Linked DNA regions of Homo sapiens: regions 1 and 3 are each linked to region 2. A link is a contact called in ENCODE Hi-C or POLR2A ChIA-PET data. All regions are on one chromosome and are shown on one strand. The core of a region is the stretch at or near the end of the contact, and the rest is flanking DNA. Distances in the headings are between cores, read along the strand shown.

Region 1 (3,008 bases), core at 67-2,566, 6.0 Mb after region 2:
CTCTTGCAAGGTTGCCAGGCAGGGGTGGGCAGAAAGAGCTCTGAAGGCAGTGTCTCAATAACTGTGTTGAGTCTTAGCTTCCCGACCAAGTGAAGTAACCTCTGAAAATCTTGATCTTTTAGATGGTACATCAGAATAAAGAGGATTAAATAGTGGCACCCCTGCATAGGCATCTTTTAAAGTGTGAAGAGCTGCACAGACACAAGCATAGTAATTATCATTTTAATGATAAAGCAGAGTGGCAACACCCAGTTTAGTAACTGTGAAGAAGATCCCATCAGATATCACAAAATGTAAGAACTGAATGAGTAACACTGTGTAATATTTCATTTGCTTTTCCCCTGTCCCTCTCCCACCCCAATCCCAAGACGGGACTGGCTCATTATCCGCCACTATCTTCTGAATTTGCGAACAGTGACTGAATCCAAAGACACCATATCTTCAAGTAGCCATTAAAAAGTACAAACCGTAGGTCCAAGAAAATTTTTCCTTGGGGCTACACTGTTTCGTAGTGAAGAGTGAAAAAATGACACGTTAAAACACATCTTTGACCCTAACGCTTTCTGTTGAATAAACGCTTTTTCGGTCTTCACAGTAAATATACTCTACAATTAGTATGTGTAGCAACAGCGGACGTTTACACAGTGACTCAAATGCTTTTACACTGCATTGCAGCCTCACAATGCTGAGTTTGGCAGGGCAGGTCATTAGTAACCTCTTTCCGCGGGAGGGTGAATTAAGTCTAAGGGAAGTTAAGGGGCTTGCTGGGGGCCTGGCTGGCACCAAGCCTGGAACTGGGGGTCTCGGGGACGCCTGGGCGCGCGCCAGCGGGTAGTTTCCCACACGCTTCGCAGCAGCTTCCCCTTCCCGCAAACTCCGCGGGCTGCAGAGACGCTTCCAGCCCTCTGCAGACGTGGAGAGCAAGGGCCGCGGCGACGTGGAGCCTGGCACAAGGCCCGCGGAGCACACACGCCCTTGGGTGGCAGGCGACCCCGCGCCCGGACCCCACGCCCACTCTAGCATCGGTCCCAGAGAAGGTCCCTCCGGGCTGAGGCCAAAGCCAGTGTGCTCCCTCCCCGAGGTGGCGCTACACGGTCCCATCCCCTCTGGACTGCCGAGGCCCTGATCCTCACCTGCCACCCGCCCACTGGAGCTGGGCTAAGGGGTCACCTGCGGCCGTGACCAAGGTCCGTGAGGAAGGTGACAGAAGCCGGGAATCGGAGAGGAACTGGCACCCCCGGGGAGCTCTGTACGCCTGCGCGTGCCGGGCCGCGGCGCGCCTAGTTCTGCTCAGGCCCGATGCAGGAACCCGAGGCCCTGCCCCCAGGCCGGAAATGGGGTTCGTTTCCGGTTCGTCTGCTGTGGGCGGGGCCTGGAGCCCTAGGTGTGAACGCGCACAGGCAACCAGGAGCCGGTAGTTGAGGGGAGCGGACCCTGTACTTGGAAATGGGAACGGAGACTCCACTCCACCTAGCCTGATTCTGTCACTCAGAGGCAATAGGCAAGCCTGTGGCAGATGGGGCGGGTGAAAGGGAGTCGCTTAGGCTATTTTTATTGACCAGCATATCCTAGAAATCAGTGTTTCTATGGATTTGTCTTTGTGTTTATCTGTATTTTGTAAGTTTCTTACCATGCACCTGCAGTACTTGTATAATAAAATTAATGATAAAGATATCAGTGATAGATGGGTGGGTTTAATCCCGAAGTATGAAGGCCCTCTTAGCTCCGCAAGTTAATATCGGCAAACAGAGTGGTTGAATAGGATGATTCTCATGTCTGGGCCATTGCTTACTTGATTTCTTTCTTTCTTGTTTTTGCTTACTTGATTTCTTTCTTTTCTTTTCTTTTTTTTTGACCGACTCTGGCTCTGTCGCCCAGGCTGGAGTGCAGTGGCGCGATCTCGGTTCACTGCAACCTCCGCCTCCCGGGTTCAAGCGATTCTCCTGCCTCAGCCTCCCGAGTAGCTGGGATTACAGGCGCGTGCCACCACGCTGGGCTAAGTTTCGTATTTTTAGTAGAGACGGGGTTTCACTGTGTTGGCCAGGCAGGTCTCGAACTGACCTTGTGATCCACCCTCCTCAGCCTCCCAAAATGCTGGGGTTACAAGCGTGAGCCACCGCGCCCGGCCTGCTCATTTGATTTCTCATGTAATCTCTAAAATTTCATACACTCAACAGATACTCATCCAGCCTTAACTCAATACCACGCGCCTTGCCCAACTGAGCAAAACGAGACCCAACCATTTCCGTCACGGAGATCAATAAAGGGTAGAGGGGAAAGCTAATCACAGAAATGGAGGAAAGGTGCGTGGTCCTGGAAGCCCCGGTGGAACCAGGCTAGCGGCGTGGTTCAGCTATGATGTATTTTGGAGTCCTTGCGATGCCATTTCTGCTGGCCCAAGGCCAGGGCAGGCACTTTGAGCAGGATGCGAAAGAGGGGCAGTCTCTCCACCACAAGTCTTTAGTCTTTGGAGACCTCTAGGAACCCCAGGGCCTTCCCTTCCGACTCCCATTCGGAGGCATATGCAGTCCAGGACCACCAGTGGTGCGGTGCCGGCTTTCATAACCCCATCCTTGGTAGTGCTTTCTTTGCCACACAGTGCTGGGCACCTGCAGAAATGCATTAGGCATGGCCCTGACTTAGGGCACCTTGGGCCGAACCTAAGGGAGTCAGCTCAGGTGCCCATCCTGGCTACCCAATGGACCAATGAGCGCTGCGACTGTGTTACTCAACTTTGCAGCGTCTCATCGGTAAAATGGAAGTGTAACAGCTTATTCATAGGGTTGGATGAAGCTCCTTATGGCAGTGCGTGTGAAGCGCTGGCCCAGCGCTCAGGAACGCCAAGTACATACAAATGACAATACATGGCGGCGCCCAACTACGGCGTGAGCGATTCTTAGATGCGATGGCTAGCTAAGGCTAATCGCCGCTTGCTCCCGACGGCCTGCGCTCGGAGCCGGCCTCCACCCACAGCCGGCCTCCGCGGCCCGCTCCGCCCACCAACTTAT
Region 2 (2,882 bases), core at 349-2,848:
CTCCTACTCATTCTTTAGGACTCAGCTCAGGCATCACATTTTTCAGGATCCACGAGGTATCCTTTTTTCCTCAATCTGTCAGAAATCCCTTTTCCATACTTTCACAGTGCTCAGTGCAATGCCTGCCTGCGTTCTTAGATTAGCTATTATTTACAAAGCACCTACCGCGATGTTCACTCTTCAAGTTTTATCTTATTTCCATATGAGAAAACGGGTTCAGTGAGATTGTTGTCCTACTAATTGGTCAAGTAGATAATGGACTTCAGGTCTGACTTCAAAGTAATAGTCTCCTATTATTCCAAAGTATCTCTCCAATATTTCCCACTGTGCACTGTAATTCTCTCCAAAAGAGCGAGAGCAATTAACTGGGCCCTCTGTTGCGTCTATATCCCCATGTGTGGTGCTTGACACTTGCTCAGTGTTTGCTCATCACAGGAAGACATGACAGGTGTGAACTAAGCAGAAGGAAACGGACTATGTCCCAAGCAGGTGCTCAATGAAGCCTTACTGAATGATTGTGTAAAGGAGATACTTTCTACCTTTTGGAAAGCGTATATTCATGTTGTGCCAACTAGTATCTAACAATAAACATGTTGTGGGTTCGAAATGCTCATCTGTAGGAATTCAAGTTCTCTACATTTGCATCTCCCCTTCAGCAGCATTCCCGACTGATGAGGATCGTGTCCACTGAAAGGCCACTCTCCTTATGGACAGTCGAGGGCTGAGTTTTTGTCCCTAACACCTCTGCACTTTCTCTTCTCCAGCTTTACACCTTCCTTATTCTACTAGGGCCTGAGCTGAGAAGATCGAAACTCACGGCAAGTCCCTAATATTTTCTAACTTCTGGCACATGTGAAGCCCTGGTGTTAAGAAACAGACTTAATTCTTCCCTGCACGGCTGTAGCCTCATTCAGGTCCTCCTCTCATCCTGTCGGTCATAAGCTTCACCGGCTCCCTCACAGCTTGCCCTGACGCGCAGAGATCCGTGCTTGTGCTAAGTGAAAACGCTTCTTAGCGTGTACGAAAGCGAGCGGTGGCCCCGTAAAACTTTTTTTTTTCCGACTCCAACATACCCTCCCCTGAAACTGATGAAAAAGCAAAATCCCGTTCACTCTATAGCAGGCCCCTTCCGATCAACGGTCCTCCAACCCCTCGAGCCTGAGAAGCCTGGCCCGCAAGCGCGGACCAAAGGCAGGCTGCCGGGGTAGGTGGGAGCGCGGGCGACGGAGGAGGCCAGTCTCCGGTTACCCCTCGCGCCCCTCACAGCCCGTGGCTTCATTCCCTCTCTCGCTGGTCCCTTACAGGGGTCGGATCAGCAGCTGGTCGCTCTCCTCAGCAGGAATCGCAGACATCCCGAAAGTGTGAGGGCGAAGCGGGGGTGAGGAACAGGTCGCCGGGGTCTTCCTAAATTGGAAGCACAGCCACCGGTAAATAAAAAAGGAAGAACCCCATTCACCAAGAGCACAACTTCCGTCACTCCGGAGCCCGCGGCACTAGACTCCTCCCCTCGACTTCCGGTCGGGGGACGCCGCTCGCGAGGCTTCCCACCACTTGGGGTCTTGGAACCGGGGGTAGGACGTCAGGACTGCGCCTGCGCATAGTCTTGGAGGCGCGGCCCGGCGGACGTGGGCAGGAGGGCTGGAAAAGCCGGCGCTGGAGCGGGAACGGGAGTAGCTGCCTGGGCGCCAAAGGCCGCGGCACTCCCACGCGGACCCCGAAGTCCGCAACCCGGGGATGGGCCCGCGGCTGCGAGGTGAGCGCCCAGCCCTCGTCCCGCTTGGGGCCGAGCTCGCGGAGGCCTGACGGGAACACGGTCCCGAGAGCGGCGCGGACGGCCAGGAAGGATGGGTGGGGCCGCGGGGCGGGCGGAGGAGGGATGCCTGGGCTCGGGCTTGGTTCCGGGCGGGGCCGCGCTCCCGGGGCGCGGGTGGAGGAGCTTGGAACCACGCAGATCGGGCGTGGGCTTGCGGACTGCAGCTTCCCGAGCCGCTGTCGCCCCGGAGGGGCGGCAAGGCGGGCGGCCGCGGGCCGTTTCCTTGCCTCTTCCTCTGCCCCGCTTCGGCCGCCTCCCGCCTCTCAGGGTCGGGGTTGTCTGTCCCCTTCGCTGTCACATCCTCCGCACCCAGCGCTTGGAAGGTGCTCCATCACGGTGACAGACAGGTGCCAAGCAGGCTGGCGTCTGGGAGGAACTTCGGAGCCGGCTCTCCCTAGGCCCCGAGCTTGGCCGCATCCGTCCTTACTCTGGTGACCCTGGGCAGGTCACTGACTCTTCGGGCGCTTTGGCATCCTCGTTTGAAAGGGGCTGTTATCCTGCAGCCTTGCTGGTCGGTGAGGGTGAGGGTGAGAGGGATCTGTGCACCTAGCACCGTGCATGGCACGTGGTAGGCGTTTGGTACATGGGAATCGCTGTTGGGGTGTCACCTCCCCAGAAAGTTCTCGGCTTCAGTAAGCGCGTCCCCTGCCAGGCGCCCTGGCAATGCAGAGGAGTCACCGAGCTCCGCCTTTGACCAGCGTGCAGCTGGGAGAGTGAGATCAGAGACCACAGCAGATCGTGGCGCTGTGATCAGGGGGTACACTCAAGCTGTGGGTCCCTTACCCCAGCCTTGAGATCCCAGGAAGGCCTGCAGCCTGAAACGGGCCTTGAAAGGTAAGAAGTAGCCAAGTGCCTGACAGGTGAAGGACGTCCCGGGCGGTGCAAAGCAGGGGCGCGTGGAGCATCGCGCTGAGAACCAGGAGCAGCTTTGCCTTGCTGAGATCAATGAACTGTGCCCGGGTTGTGGAGGATGGAAGTGGAAAGGTGATTAGGAGCTGGGTCCTGGAGGACCTGGCGTGTCGTGCTGAAGAACGTTGACTTTGGTCTCTGACTTTGGAGAACCAGTGAA
Region 3 (2,895 bases), core at 1-2,500, 8.7 Mb after region 2:
ACCCCGTCTCTACTAAAAATACAAAAAAAATTAGCCAGGTGAGGTGGCGAACACCTGTAATCCCAGCTACTCGGGAGGCTGAGGCAGGAGAATAGCTTGAACCCAGGAGGCGGAGGTTGCAGTGAGCCGAGGTCCCACCATTGTGCTCCAGCCTGGGCGACAGAGCGAGACATCGTCTTAAAAAAAAAAAAAAAAAACCAGGAAAGCCAAGCCCGAGATTTCCCAAACTCAGCAACAACAGTCGTGATGTTTTGAGAGGAAGGTTGAGAAACACAAAAGAGAGGAAGATGCACTATCTACCTAACGGGATGTTCCTGGAGTTGAATACAGGAAGAATAGAGAAAAATATCAATGAAAGAAATGTTTTCCCATAAGAAGAAACCATGACCTTCTACACTGAAATGAGAGAATGCATGTTAAGTAGCATAAGCAGAAATGACCACACTGTGGAAAGATTTTAAGAAAGATCTGGGAGGGGTTAAAGCTATTAAAAAAAAAAAAAAGTCCACCACTAGAACTATTTTTAGAAACATTAAACTAGTTCAAGAGCTAACATATGCAATTAAAGTATATACACTTAATAATTCATGATGTTAAAATAACAGAATGTTTAATTTGAAAATGTCAAAGTTGGGGTATAGATGTTAAAATAAAGGGAAAAAATTCGCTGGAAGAAAATTAACTTTATATTTTTGTATCTGTCGTTGAACAACGAAGTGAAGCGTAAGAACATCTGGTAAATCTCCAAAGTGAAGACAGATAACCCTAAGCTGACCCAGACTAAGAGTGCACTGCCCTTAGGGTCGCGAGAGCAGACACCTTCCCAAGTCCTGCAGGGTCCGAGGAGTGGGCAATGTCCCCGGCTCCTGCAGGGTCTCGGGGCGGACACCGTCCTCATTGATGCTCTGACCCTTCTAGGGAGTCCCAGGTGGGACAGGGCTGGCGTGGCGGTACAGCGCCCTGAGCCTTTGAAACAAACCTCCTAAATTCCACCCGCCTCCGCCTGCTCCTCTGTTAACGAACTAAAGACGCCCTCGGCCTCCTGGCGGAGCGAGCACAAGTCCCACAGCAGCGTAGTAAGTTTTCCGTATTACAGCGACCACCAGGAAATATCGCGATATCTGGACCTAGCAATGCCATGAAATTACCGCGAGAGGAAGCAAGCGCAAGTTTCGTGAGAAGGGCAGATCTCACGAGAGAGGATTTGGCGCCCTCCTCTGTGGATTCTGGCCAGGCCGGGTTCGGCGGTTGCTGTGAGAGCGGGCTTCCCAACACCATGCCGTCCGCCTTCTCTGTCAGCTCTTTCCCCGTCAGCATCCCAGCCGTGCTCACGGTAACTCGCGGCCCGCGTAACCACCAGTTCGGGGGAGGACGGCGGAGAGGCGTAGGGTAGGCCCCACAGAGCACCCGGCCTGTGGCCAAGAAGGCCCCGGCCGTGGGCGGGGCCTTGTGGCGGAGCGCGCGCGCTGGGCAGGGTCCTGAGACCTGTGGGAGTGGCTCGGGGCCGGCGTCGGGGGCGCGCGCTGTGGGCGGGGTCCTGGGCCCTGTGGGAGGGGGCCGGGGCCGGGCGTCGGGGCGCGAGCGCTAGGCGGGGTCCTGGGCCGTTGGGCGGGGAGGGGCGGGGCCGGGCGGGGCCTTGTGGAGGAGCGTGCGCAGTGAGCTGGCTCCGGCGCTCTGTGGCCCGGGCTTGGGCTGGGCTGGCGTCCTGCACCGTGCGGGCGTGGCTGAGTTGTGTGGGCGGAGCGCGAGGGGTAGGGCTTTGTTCGTGTGGGAGGTGCACGCCGGCCAGTCCAGCGTCTTGCGGGCGGGGCTTGGGCCATGTGGGCGGATTCTGGCAGTGCGGCGGGGCGTGCGTGGTGGAGCCTGATCGTGTGGGGTGGCACGGAGGAACGCTGCCCAGTGTGGGCGGGGCGTGCGCCGTGCCGGGTTCGTCTGACAGATCCCAGGGGAGCCCACGCCCCACGTGGCCGCCAAGGGGTGACATGGGCACTCGATGGGGTCTGGGCAGAAAGCCGTGCTCCCCTCACCTCCGTGCCTCTGGTCTTCTGGTGGGTGCATTGATGGGAGTAGATGCGCTTGTGTCCTTATGTCATGGCGCGGCTCTGGAGAAGCCGCTGCGGTCCCCAGCAGAGAGTAGTGACACAGGAGTTCTGGAGGGCTGTGCCGGGCTGCAGCTTGGAGGGCAGGGCGGGGCTGCAGCTTGGAGGGCAGGGCGGGGCTGCAGCTTGGAGGGCAGGGCTTGTCTTCTGCAGGAGGGCGCTCAAGGAGGGGATGGGGAGGGTTGAGGACTGCTGGGATTGGCATCTGAGCATCAGGTGGGGACTGAGCAGCAGTGGATCTGAGCCTGGCTACTTCAGGTCCCTGAGCCAGACACTGTCCCCAGGTACAGCAGGGTCCCGGGGAGTCCAGGAGGCGGCGGAGTGCGGCACTGTCTGGAGAGTTCAGTGTATTGCAGAGAGGTTGGAGAAAATCAAGTCTTGCACGTGGCGATGGCTCAAGATTCCCTGAGGTCTTCAGTGCTGACTAAGGAGTCTGAAATGATGATTCATGTTTTACCTTTGGGGCTGAGCCAAGTGCATCTCTTTGAGCAATCGTCTTAATTTCCTTGTCGTCACCAATTATCATAACCAATTATCATCGTAAAGGATGGTAATTCCTTTAATTATACCCACCTTAAAAACATGATTCTGTTCCACAAACGAAAGGAGCACATCAGAGATGCCTTCAGTTCTGTGTGCTTGAACTTTGAATTCCATGAATTATAGTTGCACTGAGGGGAGAATCCTGTTTCCATCCTCCTGGTTCCTTCTCCCTTTCCTGTCCCCATGTTTCTCTGAGGCCTGGCAATGCTCTCTGGATACTTGGTGAGTAGCCCAGGAGGACTCAGGAGTGAGA

What was found. Hi-C counts contacts between places; a loop is a spot of excess contacts on that map. ChIA-PET counts read pairs that join two places held with the same protein, here RNA polymerase II (POLR2A). Pooled maps may share reads with other maps.
Region 1: a loop to region 2 is called in a map of naive thymus-derived CD4-positive, alpha-beta T cell, with 14 times the contacts of the local background. The contact joins the promoter of TRAPPC12 here to the promoter of ITGB1BP1 in region 2. A Hi-C loop is called at or near these places in 1 of 168 maps with a recorded cell type or tissue (naive thymus-derived CD4-positive, alpha-beta T cell) and 11 of 50 pooled maps. POLR2A ChIA-PET finds 5 or more read pairs at or near these places in 1 of 52 experiments (WTC11).
Region 3: a loop to region 2 is called in a map with no recorded cell type, with 13 times the contacts of the local background. The contact joins the promoter of TMEM18-DT here to the promoter of ITGB1BP1 in region 2. A Hi-C loop is called at or near these places in 1 of 37 single-sample maps with no recorded cell type and 9 of 50 pooled maps.

Annotation. Positions count from the first base shown.
Region 1 is chr2:3,378,002-3,381,009 of GRCh38, reverse strand. It overlaps TRAPPC12 (trafficking protein particle complex subunit 12), which reads right to left and starts at 1,316. Exons shown (of 12, transcript NM_016030.6): 1 at 1,134-1,316. RefSeq lists silencers at 1,296-1,345, 2,909-2,968 and enhancers at 1,834-2,350, 2,351-2,867.
Region 2 is chr2:9,422,244-9,425,125 of GRCh38, reverse strand. ITGB1BP1 (integrin subunit beta 1 binding protein 1) reads left to right here and starts at 1,598. Exons shown (of 7, transcript NM_004763.5): 1 at 1,598-1,753. It overlaps CPSF3 (cleavage and polyadenylation specific factor 3), which reads right to left and starts at 1,472. Exons shown (of 18, transcript NM_016207.4): 1 at 1,303-1,472. The coding sequence starts at 1,352. RefSeq lists enhancers at 1,236-1,285, 1,326-1,375, 2,246-2,295, 2,289-2,882 and a silencer at 1,806-2,105.
Region 3 is chr2:675,727-678,621 of GRCh38, reverse strand. TMEM18-DT (TMEM18 divergent transcript) reads right to left here and starts at 1,250. Exons shown (of 3, transcript NR_183417.1): 1 at 1,149-1,250. TMEM18 (transmembrane protein 18) reads left to right here and starts at 1,216. Exons shown (of 5, transcript NM_152834.4): 1 at 1,216-1,333. The coding sequence starts at 1,277. RefSeq lists enhancers at 1,074-1,143, 1,174-1,273, 1,176-1,941 and a silencer at 1,434-1,683.